Regions from separate parts of the Homo sapiens genome. Here region 2 is linked to region 1. Evidence: chromatin loops called from intact Hi-C (ENCODE). Cell type or tissue: adrenal gland. All regions are shown on one strand. Region 1 overlaps PDE4B (phosphodiesterase 4B). Region 2 has its middle 140 kb from the start of SGIP1.

What was found. Peaks named below come from ENCODE experiments on the same cell type or tissue, not always from the same donor. Only the 100,000 strongest peaks of a DNase experiment are listed, where the experiment ranks them.
Region 2: a loop joins it to region 1, with 3.0 times the contacts of the local background. A loop is called at or near these places in 8 of 110 quality-filtered maps.

Annotation. Positions count from the first base shown.
Region 1 is chr1:66,330,626-66,334,625 of GRCh38, reverse strand. PDE4B (phosphodiesterase 4B) reads right to left here. Exons shown (of 17, transcript NM_002600.4): 8 at 2,006-2,118. Among named protein-coding and RNA genes, the nearest start is that of SGIP1, 200 kb to the left of the region's middle. RefSeq lists enhancers at 974-1,023, 1,054-1,113. In adrenal gland, a CTCF peak has its summit at 2,261; a DNase peak (open chromatin) is centred at 2,243; H3K4me3 peaks cover 3,000 bases; H3K27ac peaks cover 2,501 bases.
Region 2 is chr1:66,392,645-66,396,644 of GRCh38, reverse strand. No RefSeq gene overlaps it. Among named protein-coding and RNA genes, the nearest start is that of SGIP1, 140 kb to the left of the region's middle. In adrenal gland, no CTCF peak of the experiment used is centred here; no DNase peak of the experiment used is centred here; H3K27ac peaks cover 1,120 bases.

The DNA.
Region 1 (4,000 bases):
GAAAATGACTGAGGCTGCATGCTTTTTACTTAAGCTAACTGTGTCAGCATTGAAGGTTAGCCCTTTTGTTAGGGTTAGCTCTATTCAACTTTCATTGCTTCCTGCACACAACACCATAAAGGAGGAGCGGAAGCCTGAGGGATTGGAATCCTCACCCGTGTCTACAGAGTGCCTGGTCTCAGAGCCTTACTAACTACTATGCTGAATAAGATTATTTTTAATAAATTTGCAAGACAGTCAATGTCTAATTCCAGCACTCTAGGCATGAATGGGATTAGAATACTACAGCATATTGACACTCAAAATGAAAATTAATGGCAATTTGTAGTTTCTCAGGGGGTACTCTTTTTCTCTTCTTGGAGTTAATTGCCTGCTTTATCTTGGTGACTCTAGTTAGTATATTTTGGTGACTATTGAAGTTTGCCATGTTCTCTATGGTGAAAGCTGTTGAAAAACTACCCCATAAATGTTGGATCTACATCTTGCATAGCCGTCAATTACCACAAAATACAGGGAACAGAGTGTCTGCTAATGCTCCAAAGTAGGCTCAAGCCTTGTGAAAGTCCTTCTACATGGAGTCCCAGTGTGATTTGGAGAAGTTACACAGCAAAGCCCTCCTCATGGGGAAGCAGTTGGTTGAGTTTTACCCCAGCCTGGAAAATCCCTGAGTTTAACCTTCAATTGAGAACTTCAGAGAAAAGTCAATAAATAGTTAATCCTCAAATGTGTTCTTTTCTTTTTTTTTCCCTTCCAACTTAAACTCTAAACTAAAATTTTAGAAAGGGACTTATTTTTGCCCTTTCATTAACCAATAAACAAAGAGTTCCAAGTAGGAAGAGTCCCCCCTCCCCTCCTTCAGGATCTCCTGAGGACACACTGCTTCCTCTGCGCAGATCCTCTGAGCCGCAGCCAGCAAGCCTTGATCCAAAGGTGGTACTTTTACCCCAGGAAAGCTGGAGAAGGGACACACACTCACTGGTGCACCTCAGGGCTGGAAAGGGCATGCTGGCAGGTGTGGAGCAAAATATCTTCTCAGCCCCAGAAACGTAGACAACAAGATGATACTTCAGGCTAGAATGACTGGGACTCTGAAATGTGCACCTATGAGGGTATGGTGTAAGGCTTTTTAACAAAGTGTATGTGTGTGTGTGTGTGTGTACACACACATATATAACTTTGTATAACTTTATAGCAATATGTATTTAATATAATATTCTCCAAGGTAAAAATACAAACAAAAAGCAACAACTCTCACTACATAAATTAGCATTCTAAGTCCAGGTGTTAATTAAACAAATGATATAATGATAGATAATTAAGGCTCTTCAACATTAAGCTTTGTCTGGGGATTGTAAATAAAACCATTTTGGGGGCAGTATGCATGAAGCAATTTCAAATGATTTCACTATGAAAATCAGCAAACTTAAAGAAAACCTCTGGTTTTGGAGACAAAGCATATTGTTTCTTTTTTATCTTAGGTCATGCCAGCATCGCAAAAGAAATCTTAGAAAATCCCAGGATATCCTTCTTTTTAGAGGGAATTTATCAAACTTCAACACAGACCATTCTTTCCCATTGATATATGAAGGTTAAACTACTTTCTTGTTTAAAAATAAATATGTGACACCTGATTGCAATGCAACAAGACTAACTCAGATTTTAGCTTCCTGATAATTGTAAAAAAATTTTAAAGCACTTTCAATGTTATATTGATTTGGAAGCTTTACAGACAGACATCTCTCACCTTAAACCTATTCCAAACTGCATCAGTAAGAGAGAAGTTTTGTTTCTGGAAATTGAAGCGTACTGAGGATTTTAAACTTTTGCTGTAGCATCAAGACACAAGTAGAGTGTGACACTTTGGAAGAGAATCTTCTAGACAAAGCAACAAACATATTCTTAGAGTTGGTAGCATTCCCTGGTGCACTCTGCTGCAGACAGGGGTGAGGGGAGCTGGAGCTCCCTGCATGATCACACTTTAATGAATAAAAAGATCATCTCTTACCTTGTTAGAAGCCATCTCACTGACAGACCGGTAGGTCTGTATGGTCTCTAGCTGGTCTAAACACCAGTCTAATTCCTCCAGCGTTTCCATTGCTAATTTTTGATAAGATTCTTCTGCAAACAAACACACAGGCATGTAGTTAGGCTGGAGCGGCTGCAGGCTGTCCATAGCAGAGTCACCGCTACCACCGCTGATTCCGGTGCTACTGAAGGTGCCCCCGTGCTCCTTCATTATTTGCACGCTGGCTCCTTCCTTCCAGCTCTCTCCACCAGGAGAACAAATCACAGTGGTGCTCTGCCTGGGATGGCTGGTGCCAAGTTTCCCCCCAACCCCCCGCCTGGATGAGGTGTCGGTGATCTACCAAGAAACTTCCTCTGAGGAAGAAGGCGGAGGGAACGGTCTCTTATAAGCTCATCTGCATAAATGTGTCCTAAAACTAAAGGCAGAAGCACCAAAGAGTTTTCTCAGACTCTCTCTGCCTTAGTCATCCCAGGGTTCTTTAGGGTATGTGATGTCATTTCTGAGTGCTTTGCCATCTCAAGGAGAAATGAGGAAAGCTTTTTCTCATTTTGCTTTTCTTCTAAATGAAACAGTCAAAATTCGGGTGAAAACTGGTTGACCATTACGTTCAAAGTCTAGGCAGTCATTCATCCTGAGGATTGTGTTCATGTTGGAATAACTTCTAATTCAGCGAACACTGACCCGCACAAGTAAGAGGCATAGGCTATTCCTTTCTCTCCCTTAAATCTTTCCTTTAATTAGAGGGAAAATGAGGTCTCCCTGATAAGACTCCAGTCTAAAAGAAGCTGTCTGGAGTTTTACGTGAACACGTTTATTGGCCTGGGAGTCCTGCAGCTCTTGTTATACTAAACAAAGCTAAAACTTCCCTTCTGCAAGTGCCAGGATCACAGGGAAATTCTGAACCGGACTTTCAGGTGGAGCCAGATGTGAACACTCTGCAGATTTTTATTTTGATTAAAGCTGGGGGCTCCAATTTGTTGCCCTAAGACTCTAGACTTTCTGGAAATATTGTTGGTATTTCACACAAAAAATATTGTTGTGAAAATCACATTTTTTTGCTAGATAATTAAAATTCTTTTTACATATCCTTAACATGTCATTTTATATCCAAAAGTTTGTGAATCTAAACAAATACTTCAGGTTACTGGCTTAAGAAATCTATCTTAATAAGCACTGAAATAACTTTATAAATGCTAGATGAATTAATGAAGCTACAGAGAGTTGTAAAAAGCACTTGGACTCTCCTATATACACGACTGTTTTTGAGAGAAATAGCATTTATAAACTCTACCAAGATTTCTGAAATACAAACACACAATAGGCACTAATAAAATGTAAAATCTCACATGGAGTTCTAATATAACATTCCTGCCATATTTAAAAGACATTTTTATACATTTATACAGAAATTCTAGCAAGACCACATGGTTTTTAAAAATTATTATATGAATAATCTTATGTCTGTGGTGTGCAAATACTTGAAGCAGAAAAGAGAATCAACAGAACTGTGATTCCAAGTAACTGGAATCACTTGGCCACAGACGCATATTTCAAAGAATAGTTGCTTTGTTTATCCCCGAAATATTCATACACTTCAAGATAAACAGGGGTTAAATTCAATATCCTGTATGTCATGCTTAAAAAGCCACAAAACCACTGGAGGTAACTTCCTCCATTTTTTTTTCACACTCTTCAAAAATGTGCAGACAAGAATTGAGGTGTTTTTAATAAAACTCATTTCAAGCCAGACTTACACATACCTTCCTTCCTTTCTTCATCTTCAATTTTGCAATGCTGCCTCAACACGAAGATTCTCTGACTTACTCTCTAGTGTGTCCGAAACAACCCCTTGCCTCCTCTGTTTGCTTCCAGAAGAGCACTTCTTCCAAGGAAGCCTTTTCTGAAGAGACAGAACCCTCCCATTCTCATTCCCTGCCTCTAATAAAGGAAAAAGTCCAACCACTTCCCAGCTGC
Region 2 (4,000 bases), 62 kb before region 1:
AAATGAGTTATGAGTCTGAAGCACCCACCCGGCACAGAGTCTGATTTGTTGTCTGAGAATTATTTTCCTTCCCCTAGTGTACACTATATACCTGCTAAAACAACAGTGCATTTCTTAAATCAAGTTATATGATTAAAATAGCTGACACTATGTCATGTACATTGTTCTAAGATTTCCCCCATATTAACCCATTGAAAACTCACAAGAGCCCTGTGAAGCAAATACTGGTAATTTCAGCCTCATTTCATGCATGAGGAACTGAGATTCAGAATGATTAAGTAACTAGCCCACAGTCAGGCCAAAATTTAATCCCAGCTAGTCTGGTATGTTCTTATACTGCAACATGATCCTGTGTCTCAGCTGGAGAATTAGCAAGGAACGATGGGCAATGAAGAGCTGGTTTTGAAAAGAAAAATCTCTCCCAATTCTACTATTATCTGGGTGACCTTGGCCAATTCAATTCTCTCTTCTTTAAAATGGGGATACTATCCCCTGTCTCCCGTGTGGAAGCTGAATGAGATGGCAAATGTAAAACCCTTGTACACATTTGTCATTTGCCTGTGGCTAAGACAATTTCTCTTTCTTCTTATAGAAGTATAACCTTTAAGTTTTCTCACCAACAACCTGGCCAGGGTAACTTTGGCCTTTGGCCAGCTCTAGAGCTTCTCGAACAAAAATTGTTGACATTGAGCCCACACAAAGCTGGAAACTCCCAGAGGGATAACTGTGCAGGCTCTGACCCAGCAAGATTTCCCCTGAATTCTACAGAGTTTCAACACATCTGAAACTCTTAGAGAGTAAAGCCCAAAGCTCCGGAAACAGAGAGCCTGGAAAGGAGAAGAAGGAGCTCTACTCTTTTGAAAGAAGGGGAATCTTGGTGATTAAATTTCACAAATGTGGCTCCAGCCATACCGCCCCTGACCTTAAGAACTGTCATGAATGTCTCTCTAGGAAACACTCCTCACACACACACCACCCCAGCATCATCCAGAGTGACGATTGTTAAAAGAAAAAAAATTATCTGACATTGACGTTTGCATTGTCAGAGGCTCCCTGCTCTATAAAGGAGAAGTGTCTGCCCAAGGTGGCCTTACGGTAGATGTAGAGCCCTGGGGAGGGGCTTTGAGTCTGCAGCATGCTTCAACCCTCATCCACGAAAGGGAGAAAATCATGGCTACCTCCTATGGTTATTGTGAAGAGGAAATGCAATAATAAACGTTCAGAGGCTAGGACAAGGCCTAGCCCTTGGGAAGCACCCAATGAATGGCAGTTATCATTGTGGTTGTGTTGTAACAGCAGCTAGGCCACTTGCCCAAGATCACCCAGCAAAATAAGTAAAGAAATGAGAACTGTAACAAACATCTCATGGACTGGCAGTCCCAGCTCTTTCTGCCATATGAAGCAGCCTCTCCCCTGTGTGTCTAACCGTCAGCTTCTTACTTTGTGTGGTGAAAGGGCTAAACCATATTAGAGAGTGTTGTGGGATAAGCAGTGTAAAAATGCCTCCCGCAACTCTCCACTTCACTCCATCCTATGAGATCCTACACCATTAAAATTACTCCCAGCCCCTTATCCCTCTGGGTTCTCTGGACCCCTGAAAGTCTCCCTGAAGCCTCAGGAACTCCCTGTGGGATAAAGGCACATGTAGATTTTTAAAAATGGTGTTTTACTCCAAATTCTTATGTTTTGCTAGGTAGTGGGTTCCAGGTGTGACATCTCACTGTCAAAGGGATATCTGTGACCCACAATAGTCCCGAGCCCAGGGATGGTGGATCTGGCTGTGTCCTGGCCTGGGTCAGCTTTGCCAGTAAAACAAAGGCCATGTTCCCGGTCCGCGTGAGGCCTGAGGGGATGGGACCCTTGTTCCCGTGGCAGCAGGTGTACAGGGGCAGGTGGCACTAACAGGTTGTGGAGATTTGAGCTGGGGAAGGCAGTCTGGTTGGTGGACAGGCAGGAGTTTGGGGGTAGACAGAATTACTTGTTTGCCTTAAATTAGCTTGGGATATTACATAGGTGATTTTGCTTCTCTGAATTTCAACTTCTCTGCCCGTGAGAGATCTTAATGCCCTTCTTGTGGGGCCCATGGGAGAATTCAGAGGGTAGTTCATGTAAAGTGACCCAATATGTGGCTGTTCACATACCCGTTCCTCTTCTCTTGGAATACAAATACAAATAATGGATCTGGGTCCCCGGAAGATGAAAGAAGAAGATTAAAAAGTTAACAACAATCCTTCAGAATTATTAATGTTCTATGCAATAAATTGTTTTATTGTCTCAATAGCCATATGAAATAGAGACCATTATTATGCCCTTTTGACAGGGAAAGTGGAGAACACTGAGAGTTGGAGAGGATAAATGACTTGCCCATCACTATAGATGTGGCAGAGCTGGGACGTGAACACAGGCCTCTGTCTTCTAAGCTCACTGGCCACCGAAGCATGTCTGTCATCCATGAACAGAGCTGGCTGTGCTCAGTCAAGCAGTTGTTGTCCAGGCCTCCTTTCAGCATTTCTGGAGACTCCCTGCAGCTGATAACTCTTTTGAGCAAAGTTCTGCTGCTTCCTCTTTTGGTATGGCCTTGTTTCATCCTTTTCTTCTGAAACACAGATCCCCTATTAGCTGTCCACTCTGAGCCACATGAGGGGAATATGCAGCTGGGGCAGGGGAGATGGCCCTGGCCAGTTAGATCCTCCTGCACTATGTCCAGGCTGGCCTGAGCCTGGAGCTGGGGCTGTTGGCTGAATTTGGCTGCAGTCCATCAGGGATGTACTTCCATTTATCTGCTGGTCCAGTTTGCCCAATCCCCTATTGGTACATGGCTCCTCCTCTGTCAGGGCCTAGCCCCCGCTGTTCCCACCTGCCACTCCCTTCCATTTCCCACACCCTGCTGTTGACTTCCCATAGTCCTCCCTCGCATAGTCTTCAAGGCCTTTCACAATCCAGCCACATCAGATGTCAATCCTTCCTGCCCCCACACCCTACGTTGCTGAACTTCTCATCACACGGTATCAAAGCCCTGGGCCTTTGCACATGGTTCTTTTTGCTTGGCACGCCTGTACATTTCTGCCCTTTTTCAATGGCAGACTCCTTCAAGTCCTCCCAGACCAAGGCCACCATCTGCCACAACTCTACCGTTCACATTGTAATCTATGGAATGACCCCAGCACCACTGCTACTACTACTGACACCTACTTTTAGATAAAGGAGATCTGAGTGTTAGGGCAGGAGTGGAAAACCATGGTGTATTTGGATGTGAGGTGGGTAGAATTTGCAGATTCCCTCAATTCCTTCACCTCTCAAATAGGCATGCAGCCTTCCAGATTGAAAGGAACTCAGAATCTGCTCAGAGGTCTATGCAGGCGCGGGTTGGTCTCTTGGGCAGCAGGACTAAGGCCTGGTCATAGCTCTACTTTCTGGTCTTAACTTTTCAACAAGAATGGCCAGAACTTGAGATGAGTTGGAAAACTACCCTTAGCCTGCCGTGTCCCCAAGAACACTGGGGGCTGGTGGCTTCTCCCTCTGGGTGCCTGTAAAGGGATCCTTTGAAATAGGCTATCTTGGGGAGGCCTATTTGGCTGCACATTTGGGGAGGCACATTTACTCTGCTTGCAAATAGCATTTGGCCTTCGCCAACCATCTAGCTTTCTGATTCTCTGGTTTCTTTATGGGAAAAATGAGAAGGCAGGTCAGGTTTTTGTTAATGTTCTTTTCTAGAGTCGATATCCTATGAGCTGGTGATCAAGCCTTAAAAATTTTTAATTAATTTTTTTCCTGATTATAAAATAATGTATTCTAATTGTAGAAAATCTGGACAACATAACATGAAAAAGTGTAAAAAAAAAGCCAATCAAAAGCTTAGCTCTGAGAAAAAGTTAATATGTCAGGGATAATTTTTCTTTTTTCCTGTAGTATGTATTTGCATGCTCAAGTATTTATTTATTAAATATTTATTATACAGCTTTTAATAAATTTAAACCTAAATATAGCATTACGATGTATA